Linked DNA regions of Homo sapiens: region 2 is linked to region 1. Evidence: read pairs that join two places in POLR2A ChIA-PET (ENCODE). Cell type or tissue: HCT116. All regions are shown on one strand.

Region 1 (8,000 bases):
CCTCGTGGTGCCTTCTTGTCTCTGGGGACAGGCTGTTGAGACTTCTGGGAAATACCCGTTCAGTGAATTCCTCATCCAACAACTATGACTTGAGCATTTTTTAAGTCGCAGGCACTGTGCTATATAAGGATGATGAGAAAGACATGGTCATTGCCCTTATTAAAAGATCCCATTATAGAAGATAATAGGATATTACGGGTGGTGGTTAATGGACATATATACAAATAAATTAATTACAGACCGCAGCGCTAGAAGGGAAATAGAGTGCTCTGAAAAACAGTAATAATGGCCAACTATTAATGTCATCCTTTCTCCACAACTGCTCCGTAAGGTACAAACAATTATTACTTCCATCTTACGGAAGTGGGAACTGTGGCAGAGAAGTCAGGTGATTGCCCAAGGTCAATTCACTGGTATGTATCAGAGCCGAACTTGAACCCGTGAGTGGTGTTTCAGAGCCTGGGTCTTAACCACTGTCTATGTTGGGGAGCATATACTTAGAAAGGCATGGAAGGCCCTTCCAAGGAGGGGGCAGAAGAATGATCTAGGCAGAAAAAGGAGCAATGGTCAATGTACAAAGTGGAAAGAGAGCCTGGGGTGCTCTGTAATTTGTCAGAAGGCCTGGGAGATTGGGGCGGGGGTTGGATTTTACTCTAGTTGCACTTTACAAAGTGTCTTCGCAGACATACATTTTCCTAGGTTACCATCAGAGAGCCTGGTAATCCCAAGTGGCCATGGTATTATCCATGTTTTACAGAACAGCGTACATTGTTTTTGGGAACTCAGGGCAAAGGTGAGACTGGCCCCTGTGACTTTGGACTCATGTCCAGTGCTCTCTCTATGCAACCCCAGCTCAGGAACAAGCCACCTCTATGGTTCCTTAAGTACAATGCACCAAGGTAATGCCAGCTCCTCTTGTTCCCTTCTCTGCCTTCTCCCACCCCAGGATTCACCTCTCCAGCTGCCTCAACAACCTAATTTCTAGGGGAAGCTGATAAACAAATCTGTGCTCATTTGCTAATAGGTAATAAAAAACCCTGTTGGAAACCTACAGACAACTTGTCTTTACATCCCTGTGAGAACTTACAACAGCCTTTCCATTTTTCCAGTCATAAGATCAGCCTCAAGCTATTAGACATTTCCTTCTCTGCCAAAGAGGAAGTCATTCGTTGATTAATAGCCTATTCCCAGAGGAATCTAGCCAGAGTTTGAGCCCAGGCTTCTGGTTAACAGGTGGCAGTTTGCAGATGCCAATAAAATAAGCATTGTTCAAAGCACCTAATTCCTTGTCTGTGAATAATGATCTCTTCAGCCTCAGAAACCAGTCCCAGGAGATCAGAGCAGCAGGCTCCACACCCCCAGGGCTCTCAGCCCCTCAGCATGGCCCCAAACACTGCCTTCCTCTCTGCCTCAACTAGTGCCATGTCCTACCTTGACCTTGGGGCCCAGATGCCCCAGACCCTTCACAGCTCCCAGAGCACACCATGTGACAGCCTTCCCCACCTCCTTCCCAGGCTGTCTCCTTTACACCTGTGAAACATAACCCAGAGACGCCTCACCCAGGAAGCCTTCCCTGACCGTCCCGCCTCTTCTCGGTGCTTTCATAATCATAATTCTCCGAGTTCCTAGGACATGCTGCACACTCTGTTACACACTCCCCAGGGATTATCTCAATCTCATAGCAATTTAGAGACACATCCTACTGTTTTATCATTGAAGAAACCAAATCACAGGGCTGTGCCCATAGCCAGGCAAGGAGTGCTGGAGGGGAATACAAACCCAGGATCATCACCCTCTCCCATGCTCACCATCACAACTAACATTTATTGGGCACTTACAGCATACCTCCCATAGCCCTAAGCCCTTGACATACATTTTCTCATCGAATCTTCACAGTAATCCTACGCAATTTAGTCACTATAAGGTATGTGTTATTAGTATATCCATTTTGAAGATGAGAGAGGTTTAATTATTTTGCTAAATCACACATTCAGCAAAGTACACCACCACAATGCACTGAAATTGCCCAGATTAGGTGACACAGCTAGTAATTTACCCAACATCCCTTCTTCTCCTCTTTCATAATAACAAGACTATATTGTTAGAGATGACAATGTGCCCAGTTTAAAAAAGAAAAAATAAAGGCTAAACAAATTATCTCCTATCCTCCTTTGGAGATAGGGCAGGCAATGAAACGTAAGTCAACATCATGGGATAGGGGCCCTAGGAAAGCAATTTAAAGAGGGTGTACTCTGGCCAGGCACCATGGCTCATGCCTGTAATCCCAACAGTTTGGGAGGCCAAGGCAGGTGGATCACCTGAGGTCAGGAGTTTGAGACCAGCCTGGCTAACGTGGTGAAACACTGTCTCTACTAGAAATACAAAAAATTAGCTGGGCGTGGTGGTGGGCACCTGTAACCCCAGTTACTGGGGAGGCTGAAGCAGGAGAATCGCTTGGACCCGGGAGGTGGAGGTTGCAGTGAGCTGAGATGGCGTCATTGCACTCCAGGCTGGGTGACAGAGCGAGACTCTGTCTCAAAATAAATAAATAAATAAAGAGGGTGTACTTGGCTAACACCATTTTGCATTTCTGCCTTTTTCCCTCCTCCTGCTTGAGACATGCAGTGTGGATTTCCAACAGCTGTCTTATGACCACGAAGCAATCCTACTAAACATTGCCAAGCAGAAGAATCAAAGGAACTTGGGTTCCCGGTGACATCACAGAGGTCCCAAACCAGCCCTGGGCCACCCAGCTCCAAATTACAAGGAATTTGGAAGAAAAAGAGACCCTTGTTTAAATCTCTATTGTTTTGATTCTCTATTACTTGAAGCCAAATGCAATTCCTCACTCATTTACTTTGCTATGTGTCTGATGACCTGTTCCCTGAGCCGTGAGGTCCTCAAGACTGAATATGCTGCCCTCTTGGTCTCGGTACCAGTGTCCCTAGCACAGCACCTGCTCACTGTAGTCACTCAAATCAACCGCTTCTTGCCATTCTACTCCCCCTACCCCTGCCTGGGCAAAGGAGGTCATGTTAGGAAAACAGACATCTCCCCTTATATGAGAGGTAACAACACCAAATTAAGGGAAGGATGAAGAAAAGCATGAAGGGAAAGAAAGTGAGTCCCACCTGTGAAGCAGGGGACTGGGAAGGGCCCATGCTGGCTGAGTGCCAGAGCTCCACTTGGTCTTCTGTCTCAAGCCATGGTGATGTCATTTCCATGCCTGGGAAACCCAGGGCCAGTAGCCAAATCAAATCTGGAGAGTGGAGTCAGCAGAGTACCTGAGCCTGAGCTCAATATCAGCTTATGCAAAACAGCCAGCATCCCAAGTGTTGCAATTTAAGGCGCTCTGAGGATGGCCTCATGCCCACTGTCTCCACCAAACCTGAAGTCCCTCCACAAGCAGCTGATGCCAGTAGGGTGAAAGGCTTTCCATGCTGTGGTCCCGGGACGAGTGCACTGGCTGTTGGGGAAGTCAGCTTCTCAGAGGCTCAGTTTTCTCCTCTGCACAGTGGAAATAATACTGCCTTCCCCTGCTTCCATACAGGAGCCAGGAAGAGGATCAAGTATAAAAATGGACAGGAAAGCCCTCTTATAAACACTGAACCTTTACACAAACCCAAGGTAATGGGTGTATATTTGTTTTTCTGAGGTGGCCTCTGCATCCACAATTATGGAAGGTTCCTTCCAGATCCTAAATACTACATTCATTATAATCTTTTTCTACACTCAAGTGTAAGCTGCTGATAAAAGGTTTTTTCTGAAAAAGACATCTTCTGAAATCGAAAAGGTGGGCATAGGGTGGAGTTCCATAGCAGTGAAAATAGAAAGCCAAGAGAATGGAAGACAGATGCATGAGAAGGAGACCATGCTGTTCACATAATTTGTAGCTCTGGGATGGTGGAAGGAGGGAACTAAGATGAATTGGTTGGTTTGCTTGTTTCTGGCTCCTCTGGAGATGGAATATTCAAGCTATAGGTGATCTTCCTTAGCTTAGATATTTACAAAACATTAACTTAATTTCTTTAGGGAAGTGAGCCTGGGAGTTTGAGCAGATGGGAGGAAAAAGGACTTTTAAACTTTATGCCTTTCCAAATATTTTTGTTTTTACCACAATGCATTTTTTTAACAAGTTGGGCTGATCACAAGGTCAAGAGACCGAGACCATCCTGGCCAACATGGTGAAACCCTGTCTCTACTGAAAATACAAAAATTAGCTGGGCGTGGTGGTGCATGCCTACAGTCCCAGCTACTCAGGAGGCTGAGGCAGGAGAATCGCTTGAACCCGGGAGGCAGGGGTTGCCGTGAGCTGAGATCACACCACTGCCCTCCAGCCTGGTGACAGAGCGAGACTCCGCGAAAAAAAAAAAAAAAAAAGTACTTATAGGCAGGGTGCAGTGGCTCACACCTGTAATCCCAGCACTTTGGGAGGCCGAGGTGGTAGGATCTTTTGAGCCCAAGAGTTCAAGACCAGCCTAGGCAACTGAGCAAAACCTTGTCTCTACAAAACATTTTTTAAAAAACCAGCTGGGCCTGTAGTCCTAGCTACTCAGAAGGCTGAGGTGGAAGGATCACTTAAGCCCAGGGACTAAGGATGCGGTGAGCCGTGATCATGCCACTGCACTCCAGCTTGGGTGCCAGAGTAAGACCCCTCTTTAAAAAATAAACAAACACACAAAAACAAATGAAAAATAAAATAAAAGTATTTATGTGTTTATTCAGAGTTTAAAATGTGATTAAACAAAATATTCATAAATCACTTTAAGATTGCCTGGGTTTTCACATCCCCACCCCCTTCATGGGGCCACCACATGATACAGAACTCCATAGTGTTTAGCCCAATAATTAGGTTCTGGCCATCATATTGATGCCACTATTAAAGGGAATTGAGGCTGGCTCACTTGCCAGTTCTGTCCAGCCCTGCCCCTGGCATTGAGAAGACCAAGAAACTGCCCCTAGGGTGTAGTTGCAGGGATGCTGAATTCCCATCATTTGTCAATCCCGTGGGTCCAAGATCAGAAGGGATATGCTTTAACCCAATGATAGCATTAAGTCACAAGAGGAATTGCCCATTAGCTAATTTACCCATTAGCAGAGGTTAGCTTATCTGATTAGCTCATTGCCACCATCGCCTACTCCTGCCAATAGAAAGCAGAACCTGAAGGGAATAAGCAAGGGATGTGCTCATTTTTATGTATGGCAAAAAAAATTTAAAAATTAAACGTTAGAACTCAAAAAGACCTGAAGGATGATCTAGCCAGGAGGCTGTAAACTGGAAAGCTCTGGCTTTATGTATTTTGTTTACCAATGTAGTTGTGTTTTCTTTGAATCTGAAAGTCTTTATATGCACTTTCCCTCTAATCATGCTCCTCATCCAGTTACTCTATACCTGACTGCCTCTAATAGTTATGTTATCTGCTTGGTTTCCAAAGTGACCCTGCCGGGTCTCGAGTCCAGCCTTTGGTACCTATCCTGGTACCCTTTGGTTAGGGCTAAGAATCTAAAGGGATTAACAATAGATGCACTCAAGAGGTTCAGGGCACCTAAAGGAGAAGGAGATACAAAAATAAATAAACAAAAATAAAAGTTGAACAAACAACATAATGTCTCTGAATCTCAGAAATCTCTGAATATCTCCTATAGAATGGGGTTAATACTGCCCAGCCTAGAGTTGGGGAGAACCTGATCAGAGAAAGCATGTGAATTGCCTTCTCTTATTTTTAAAGAATATTCCTGTCCTTTAAACAGTGGTCTTTAAAGAATGTCTCAGTCCTTTCCTTCCCAGAAGACTCAACATGCTCTCTCCAACACTCTTGCCTCATGATTCCACAGCCCTTACCTAATAAACTAGGTAAGGAGCATATATGATCAGGGTGTTCCAGAGAGGTGAGCCGAGGCAGAGAAAGTTACCTGTCCTTCATCACTTGGGCAGGCGCCTCCATCCAGCAGGCACCCACTTAGCCCATAATGGCAGTTGGAGCTATGTCACCAAACCCACCCAAAACTTGGGCAGTGGAGGTGCATGGTCTTGATACCACTCATCTTGGTAATTAATTCCACACAAATGAGCTAACAGAGACCAGTCATCACACATATGCCAACAGCTTGCTTACTGGTTTTTTTCCCTGCTTTTTCTTTTGGCAAACGAAACATTCCTTCAGCCCGATTATTGGCCTCTAGCTTGTCCCTTGGATCTGACAGCTGTTGGTTCATGGACTCCAACCTGGTCTGTCATTTTAGCAACCTAGCTAAAACTTCAGTCAATGGGGGTAAAATGATCATTTGATGGCATAAAAAGCCACCATCCAGGGGCGGGCCACGGTGTGGCCTTGTGAGCTGGGTGCCCTAAAAGACTGTCCAGTTTCAGTGAGCTGCAGAACTCCTGTGTCCTGACCCCATCTGTTGTTGGCCAACATTAACCTGACTTTAAATGACTAAGTAATCACATCAAAATAGAAACCAGGGTGGCTGGCTCCCGTTGAAATCTTGGCATTTTGGTCTCTAGTAAGCAGTGACCTTCCATCTGGGCCCGCCTCTTTCTTCTCTTCTCTCCTCATGATATTATCTTTCTTTGGATTTTCCATGGAGTTTCCTTTCTAGCATTTGGTTCTTGGGTTTTTATCACTTTACACTAATTTCCTCTTTGTCACTAGCTTAAGACCTACCCTTCCCTCTGCCTCTGCCTCCTCCACATTACTCTTTCTTCCTCCTTTTTCTCCTCCCCGTCTCATTTCTGTAAGCATTCCTAAAACCCTTCTACTTTTGATAAGAATTGAAGAGCCTGTCAAAGAGAGAGAGAAAGTAGAGTTCAAAGTTCAAAGCAAGAACTTTGGTGGCAGCTCTGAGTGTGACACCAAGATTTGCCCTTAGCAACGGTGTAGCTTTGGGCACATGATCTAGCCACCTGGTGCCTCAGTTTCCTCATCTGGACAACAGGTATAACAACACCTATTTCATGGGATTGAACATAATGCTGTGAATGTAAATGGCTTTGTTAGCAAAGAGTCCTACCATATGATATATTCTAAATAAAATTTAGCTTAGAAAAAAAAAGGATTCCCACAATCTTTGCTCTCTATCATGGTTTAAATCAATAGGGTCCCAACTACGTGCATCAAAGAACTAAAGCTCCAGAACTTACCTGGGATGGGCTGGATGACAACAGGATGAGCCCTAATTACCCTCCCTTTTTTTTTTTTTTTTTTTTTTTTTGAGATGAAGTTTCACTCTCGTTGCCCAGGCTGGAGTGCAATGGCATGATCTCAGCTCACTGCAACCTCCACCTCCCAGGTTCAAGCCATTCTCCTCCCTCAGCCTCATGAGTAGCTGGGATTACAGACGCCTGCCACCACACCCAGCTAATTTTTGTATTTTTAGTAGAGATGGGGTTTCACCATTTTGGTCAGGCTGGCCTTGAACTCCTGACCTCAGGTGATCCACCCGCCTCAGCCTCCCAAAGTGCTGGGATTACAGGCATGAGCCACCACGCCCATCCCACCCTCCGGCTTTTAAAACAGTTTCTATTTTCTCTCTTTTGCATATTGGATCTCTGAATAATATCCTGAAAAATGGATTCCATTGCCATGAAAATTTTTTCTTAAATTGATTTTTTCACTTTTTCTTTTGCCAGAATTCTTCTATCTTTGTTCACTCCAAATGAGAAGTACCTGACACATAGAACCTGCAAAGTCATTGTTCCACTCCTTGTTACTTCCTTGCAATTTGAAGCCCCTCTATTTTAAAAAGTATGACTGACATTTCTTTTCTGTAAAGAAGCGGTAGAGGAGTTTAGCCCACCTGTCAGACTCTCTTCGAAGATCTTTTCACCAGCCTCCGACTATCAGATAGTGAAAGACGGTTATTAGGTATTTGGTTTCATTTGAAGAAAATGGATTGCCCATTTTCTTTACTATTTGAGAAATTTGGTTACACCCAGGATTTCACGCAAGAACCTGTGGTAGTGAATTGAATCTGACAAAGAATTCCACATAGTAAGT
Region 2 (8,000 bases), 410 kb before region 1:
GAAGCTGGAGGGGCAAGATTCTGAGCAGTTCCTCCTGCTGCCTCTTTGGCTCTGCAGCCAAACGCCTGTGGTTTCAGCCTAGTGTTGGGGACAGCTGGGTTTGTTTTGGTGTTCAAACCGGGACATAGGGGGAACATGGTTTTAACATCAAAAAAATAAATTGTTTTTAAGAGAGGGAGAGAAGGCTTCCAGCAGGAGCTCTTGAAGGCTTCTAACCCCGCTTGCTCCCCCTGATGTCAGAGAATAAATGCCTGACAGGAGCCAGCAGTTAGCAAGCAGCCCTGCAGATATTATAGGCAATGTTGTAGGAGTGGGACCAATTACCCCTAAGATGTTGGGAGGGTCCACATAGCCTGGGCACAGGGATCCTAGGGACTCCCTCATTTACCCCGACCCTTGCTGCAAGTTGCTTGCTGTTATTGATACCTGCAGCAGGTGTCTGGGCCGGCAGATCCTGTGGGGGCTTCTGCTAGGGCCAGTGGGGAGGAGAGAAATGTGACAGCTGTCTGCAAATGTTGGATGTTGGAGAAGCTGTCATTGGAAAGGGAGCAATAGGCATCTCTGGGGCCCCAGAATATGTAATTAGGACTGGGAGCAGGCCTAAAGGAGACCACTTTCTTATTATTAAAAGAAAAAAAAAAAAGAAAGTGTAATGATTAGGGTGTCTGCCATTGTGTCTCAGGTTTCAGTCACCTCCTCAGAGTGAACTTCCGTCGAAGCTCTCTTCCTCCAGCTAAAGTTGATCCTCTTCCCAGTGATTCTGTCTCATCAATCTGTTTCTTTCTTGCAACTTACTTAGCAAAGTCTATACATATCATGCTTCTTGCCTGCCTGCTTGTTCATTTTCTACCCACCAGTCTGGGTGATGAGCTTCCTTGGGGCACAGGGCTTTGTGCCTTTCTCATTACTGCTTCCCCAGTGCCTAGCACAGTGTCTGGCACGTAGTAGGAGCTCAATAAATATGTGCGGAATGAACAAATGAAGAATGAGAATGAGTTAATACTGCAGGAGGAAATGAAGTCCCCACCACTGGAGGAGTTAAGCAGAAGTTGAGGGCCAAAAGTCAGAAAGTCCACTGGCCCCTGGTTTGGTTAAAGTTATGCTTGCTGCTGGGACTAATGGACTATATGATGGTTCATTTGTGAAAGAGAGTTAGTTTTGTTCATGTAAAGTTCTAGCTGGGTGTTTCTGATGGGTGGGCAGCTCTCCTTTAGGAGGTGGCTCAGAAACTCCGGCCTCTTTCATCCTGTGGCTCCATCATTTTCTATCTGTGGCATTTTTGGTCACCATGCTGAATTGTATCAAACAGTTTAGAAAAAAGGAGGTGATTACAGACCAAACCTGGAAGAGGTGCACATCCCTTCCACTCACACGCCGTGGACTAGAACTCCGTCATATCTAATTGCAAGGTTTGGGTCATGGCCCAGAAGCAAGAGGAGACAAGTTTGGTTCATAACCTCCCAGGCTCTGTCCCAGGCTCTGATATGCCTGCACTGGGCAGGAGGTAGAACCAGATGGTTTCTGGGAGCCTCTTCAGCATTTGCGTTTAAAGGTTTTGTGTTTCCCTTCTGCAACAACTTAGCCTTAATACTTGCAGTACTAAGGAGAAGTAAGGTACTTGTCACTGCTTTTCCTTTTCTAGCTTTGCAATTCTTTTTTTTTTCTTTTTTGAGATGGGGTCTCACTCTGTCAGCCAGGCTAGAGTGCAGTGGCGCGATCTGAACTCATTGCAACCTCCACCTCCTAAGCTCAAATAATCCTCCCACCTCAGCCTCCTGAGTAGCTGGCACCACAGGCACATGCCACCATCCCTGGCTAATTTTTGTATTTTTAGTAGAGACTGGGTTTTGTCATGTGGCCAGGCAGGTCTCGAACCCTTGAGCTCAAGCAATGTGCCCACCTTGGCTTCCCAAAGTGCTGGGATTATAGGCATGAGCCACTGCACCTGGCCAAGCAATTCTTTTTTCTTTTGCTCAAGAATTTCCTTAGGTGTTTCTGGTATGTCATTATGGACAGTGAGAACATCTGCTTAGGCAACCACAAAAATATCCAAGTCAGACAGACCTGTCCAGGAATCCCAGTTCTATCACTCCCTAGGTATGTGGCATTGGGCAAGTTACCGAACCTTTCTGGCTCTCAGCTTTTTCCTCTGGAAATGAGGATAATAGCTATAATAATACCTACTCTGTAACACTATGAGGCTTGAAAGAGCAGAGATGTGTGTGATTTATGGTGCATTTGCTCTAGATTGTTGTCCTTAGCTTTATTTCCATCATTTGAAAAAGTTTTCGCAGCAACTCTATGGAGTAGATCTATTATTAGTCCTAGTTTTATAGAGGAGAATGCAGAATTGCTGAGGGATTAAGCAGCTTGCTTAAAGCCATGCAGCTAATAGGTTGGGAACCAGGACTTGAATGAAGTCATCCAACCCCGCTGCCCACAAGCTACATAATAGACAGCAACAGTTATGAGGATGAAAAGGACGATTTTTTTGTTATTGTTATTGTTATTTGCTTTAGAGGCTGAGCCAGTCCTAGGCTTACTTATATATAAGCAATGATTTGCAAAACATTTCACAGTCCACAAAGTTTCTCTATGGCTCATAGCTTGATAATTCCTCACAATAATTTTGAGGTAGTTTTACTATTCTGCCCCCTTTATAAGGGATAAAAATGAGCCCCCCTTTGGGAGGCCAAGGTGGGTGGATCACAAGGTGAGGAGATCAAGACCATCCTGGCCAACATGGTGAAACCCCGTCTCTACTAAAAATACAAAAATTAGCCTGGTGGGCTGGCATACGCCTGTAGTCCCAGCTACTCAGGAGGCTGAGGCAGGGGAATTGCTTGAGCCTGGGAGGAGGAGGTTGCAGTGAGCCAAGATGGTGCCACTGCACTCTAGCCTGGGCAACAGAGCAAGACTCTGTCTCAAAAAAAAAAAAAAAAGAAAAGAAAAAGGAGCCCCAGAAGGCATGAATCACGGGCTGGGGTCACACAGCCAGAAATTGGTGAAGTTGGCTTTCAGACTCTGACTTTGGACAATGCCATTTCTCTGGTTAAATTCAAGTTAATATTTGCTAAACACTTAGAAGGGTGTCTGGCACATAGTAAGCATGATATGAAAGTTTATTTAAAAACTAAATTAAATAAATAGCATACTTCACTTCCCTCTTCAACAACGATTTCTCTAGTACCTGCTACCACCTGTAAAGTGAAGGTGGCTGTGGCTGGGGCCTGGGTCTCCTCTTGCTCCCACCTTGTGCCCAGCATTCTCAGATTACCCCTCAGGTTGGCTGGGCTGGTCGGCTCACCTTCTCCTTTCACTCTAGTTGGCTCTTTTTGGACGGTCCCTAAGGCCTGGGCTTCTCCCCTTAGTAAAACAAATACGGCTACTTATTGTTGCTGCTTTTCAGGCCCCTGCTTGCTGGTTTCATGGAATCATCTTGTAGAAAGGTGTTGTTAACTAATAGAAATCTTATGTGTCATAGTGCCCTCTCCAATAGCTTATTTACCTTCCAACGGGGGGATTCAATTAACCCAAAGGGATGATTAGTAGAATTTCAGGCATCTGCACAGGCCGATGGGGCGACATTTTTGGAGGAGAGGGCTTGAAATCACATCACAGAACTCATGGAGGAGGGAGGGCTGAGCCTGCTCTGGGTTTTGCATGAAGTCCATTCTGCCTGCTAGAAGACTGACAAGGCTTCTCTTTTACTCTGCTCCCTTTCATAAAGGTTTTTCTTTAAGTTGTTTTTAGTAAATTCCTAACATTATTTGTCAAATTTGGCTCACAATTATTTCTACCTCATGTTTTTAATGGAACAGACCCAGAAACTCCCAACAATGAGGAAATCAAATTGGGAAGCATGTAGACACTTATTCAACAAGTTTCACTGAGCCTCTGTTGTATGTCAGGGACCATTTCAGGTGCTGAAGGCAAGGATGAGAAAGCTGGCCAAGGCTGCTTATCTGAGGCCATTTGGGCTGCATTAATAAAAATGCCCTAAACTGGTGGTTTATAAACAGTAAACATTAATTTCTCACAGTTCTGGAGGCTGGTAAGTCCAAGATCAACTTGCCTGGGGAAGGCCCATTCCTCATAAATGGCACCTTTTAACTGTGTCATCACTTGGTGGAAGGGGAATATGAACTCCCTTGGGCCTATTTTATAAGAGCACTAACCCCATTCATATGATGCAGTCACCTCCCAAATGACCCTACCTCCCAATACCATCATCTTGGAGGTTTGGTTTCAACATGTGAAGTTTTTGGGGGACACAAACATTCAGACCATAGCATTTTCCCCTGGCCTTCCAAAATTCATGTCCTTCTCACATACAAAATACATTCATTTCATCCTAATAGTCCCCAAAGTCTTAACTGGCTGCAGCATCAAGTTTTAATGTCTAGGTCCAAAATCTTATCTAAATATCATCTAAATCAGAAACTGATGAGACTTAAGGTATGATTCATCCTGACGCAAATTTTTCTCCAGCTGTGAACTATGAAAGCAAACAAGTTCTTTGCTTCCAAAATACAATGGTAGGACAGGCACAGGATAGACATTTCTGTTCCAAAGTGAGAAATAGGAAAGAAGGAAGGGATAAATAGATTTCAAGCAGGTCCAAAACCTTAAGTCTCAAGACTAATCTTTGAGTCCAGTCTCTGCCCTCCAGGCAGGAGTTGGACCCCCAAGACTCTGGGAAGCCATGCTTCCATGACCTCGGGTTGCCCTGTTCCCCCACAGCTCTTACGTGTTGGAGTCAAGTGCCTGCAGCTATCCCAGGCTGGAATCTCATGCCTCTGGCTTTATTGGTCTGGGATCTCTGGGGCATCCCCATCCCTAAACCTCCAATGGACTTTGCCCTAATGAGGTCTCTTTGCAGTGGCCCTGACCCTGTGATTGTTCTCTGCCTGGGCCCATGGCTCTATGAGGCATCCTTTAAAATCTAAGTGAAGACATCCACATCCCCTTGGCTCATGAGCCAGCCGACAGCATCTTACATATATCAAGATTTACTGCCTGTACCCTGAATGGGGAGGGGCAGTCATCATGGCTCATGAATAATTGGGTCTGCTGGAGCTAAACCTGGGGCAGCCCAGTAGCACAGCCACCTTCTGGAGAAAAACTTTGAAATCCTTCTGCCCCACAGGCCCTGACACTCTTGGTCTGTAATAGAAATGCCAGCCTTGTGATCTCTAAAAATGCCTTTGGGATCATTTTTTCATTGTCTTGATGAGTGGCACCTGGCTTCCATTGAAAAGGCCCATCCGTATTAAATCTCCTTATCAAAGAGTCACTTGGCCACAACAGGCTTTCTCATTTTTTCCAATATGAATAGGCTGAGAATCTAAATTTTTATGTTTTACTTTCTTTTTGATTACGAATTCTGTCTTTAAGTCATTTCTGTCTTCCTGCATTTTACTATAAGCACTCAAGGGAAGCCATTTTGCACCCTCAGCACTTTGCTAAGAAATAGCTTCTGCTAAATATCCAATTTCATTGCTCATAAGTCCTACCATTATATAACGAGGATTGCCTTTCCTCCACTGTCCAATAACATATTCCTTGTTTCCATTTGAAACCTCATCAGAATGGTCTTTACCATCCATATTTCTACTAACAATCTATTCATGACTATCTAAGAAACCTGAAGCTTTCTCTATAGCTCTCCTCTTTTTTTTTTTTTTTTTTTTTGGTTTCTCAGTGCATATAAGTTATGTTTACACTATACTGTAGTTTATTAACTGTGCAACAGTATTATGTCTAAAAAACAATGTACATACCTTACTTAAAAAATACTTCATTACTAAAAAATGCTAACTATCATCTGAGCCTTCAGTAAGTCGTAATCTTTTTGCTGGTGGAGGGTCTTGCCTCGATGTTGAAGACTGTTGACTGATAAGGGGTGGTGGTCACTGAAGCTTGGAGTGGCTGTGACCATTTTCAAAAATAAGACAACAATGAAATTTGCTGCATCAACTGACTCTTCCTTCCATGCAAGATTTCTCTGTATCATACAATGCTGTTTGATAGCACTTTACTCACACTAGAACTTCTTTCAAAATCTGAAGTCAAACCTCTGAAATCCTGCCACTGCTTTATCAACAAAGTTTATGAAACATTCTAAATTCTTTGTTGCCATTTCAACAATGTTTAAAGCAGGAGTGTACAACCTTTTGGCTTCCCTGGGCCACATCGGAAGAAGAATTGTCTTCGGCTACACATAGAATACATTAACACTAATGATAGCTGATGAGCTAAAAAAAAAAAAAATTGCAAAAAAATCTCATAGTGTTTTAAGAAAGTTTACAAATTTGAGTTGGGCCACATTCAAAGCCATCTTGGTCCACATGTGGCCCCTGGGCCATGGGCCTTGGGTTGGACAAACTTGGTTTAAAGCATCTTTACCAGGAGTACATTCTGTCTCAAGAAACGACTTTCTTTGCTCATCCATAAGAAGGAACTCTTCATTCACTCAAGTTTGACCATGAGATTGCAGCAATTCAATCATATCTTTAGGTCTCACTTCATTTTTGTTTGTTTCTTTTTTTATTTTTATTTTATTTATTTATTTTTATTATTATACTTTAAGTTCTAGGGTACATGTGCACAATGTGCAGATTTGATACATAGGTATACATGTGCCATGGTGGTTTGCTGCACCCATTAACTCATCATTTACATTAGGTGTTTCTCCTAATGCTATCCCTCCCCCTGCTCCCACCTCACGACAGGCCCCCATATGTGATATTCCCCACCCTGTGTCCAAGTGTTCTCATTGTTCAATTTCTACCTATGAGTGAGAACATGTGGTGTTTGATTTTCTGTCCTTGTGATAGTTTGCTCAGAATGATGGTTTCCAGCTTCATTCATGTCCCTGAAAAGGACATGAACTCATCCTTTTTATGGCTGCATAGTATTCCATGGTATATATGTGCCACATTTTCTTAATACAGTCTACATCATTGATGGACATTTGGGTTGGTTCCAAGTCTTTGCTATTGTGAATAGTACCTCAATAAACATACGTGCGCATGTGTCTTTATAGTAGCATGATTTATAATTCTTTGGGCATATACCCAGTAATGGGATGGCTGGGTCAAATGGTATTTCTAGTTCTAGATCCTTGAGGAATCGCCATATTGTCTTCCACAATGGTTGAACTAGTTTACACTCCCACCAACAGTGTAAAAGCCTTCCTATTTCTCCACATCCTCTCCAGCATCTGTTGTTTCCTGACATTTTAATGATTGCCATTCTAACTGGTGTGAGATGGTATCTCCTTGTGGTTTTGATTTGCATTTCTCTGATGACCAGTGATGATGATAACTCTCCTCTTTTCTTTCTTTGCTCTTGTTACCAGAAAGGGGTCCTGATCCAGATCCCAAGAGAGGGTTCTTGGATCTCATACAAGAAAGAATTAGAGATGAATCCATAGAATAAAGTGAAAGCAATAAAGAATGGCTACTCCATAGGCAGAACAGCAGCATGGGCTGGTCGACTAAGAATATTCATTGTTACTTCTTGATTATATGCTAAACAAGAGGTGGATTATTCATTAGGATTTTGGGAAAGGGGTGGGCAATTCCCCGAACCAAGGGTTGCTCCCCTTTTTAGATCATATAGGGTAACTTCCTGACATTGCCATGGCATCTGTAAACTGTCATGGTGCTTGTGGGAGTGTCTTTCAGCATGCTAATGCACTATAATTAGCCTATAATCAGCAGTGAGGAAGACCAAAGGTCACTCTCGTCGCCTTCTTGGATTTGGTGGGTTTTGGCTGGCTTCTTTACCACAGTCTGTTTTATCAGCAAGGTCTTTATGACCTGTATCTTGTGCTGATCTCCTGTCTCATCCTGTGACTAAGAATGCCTTAACCTCTTGGGAATGCAGCCCACTAGGTTTCAGCCTAATTTTACCCAGCCCCTATTCAAGATGGAGTCTCTCTGGTTCAAATGCCTCTGACACTCTCACCAGAATTGCCCTTAAGGTCTGCTCCT

What was found. ChIA-PET counts read pairs that join two places held together with the same protein. Peaks named below come from ENCODE experiments on the same cell type or tissue, not always from the same donor. Only the 100,000 strongest peaks of a DNase experiment are listed, where the experiment ranks them.
Region 2: POLR2A ChIA-PET joins it to region 1 with 5 read pairs; 2 of 35 experiments call an interaction of 5 or more read pairs at or near these places.

Annotation. Positions count from the first base shown.
Region 1 is chr5:159,397,716-159,405,715 of GRCh38, reverse strand. No RefSeq gene overlaps it. Among named protein-coding and RNA genes, the nearest start is that of LINC01845, 65 kb to the left of the region's middle. In HCT116, no CTCF peak of the experiment used is centred here; no DNase peak of the experiment used is centred here.
Region 2 is chr5:159,811,855-159,819,854 of GRCh38, reverse strand. All of the region lies in intron 2 of LINC01847 (long intergenic non-protein coding RNA 1847), which reads left to right. Among named protein-coding and RNA genes, the nearest start is that of LINC01847, 56 kb to the left of the region's middle. In HCT116, no CTCF peak of the experiment used is centred here; a DNase peak (open chromatin) is centred at 3,344.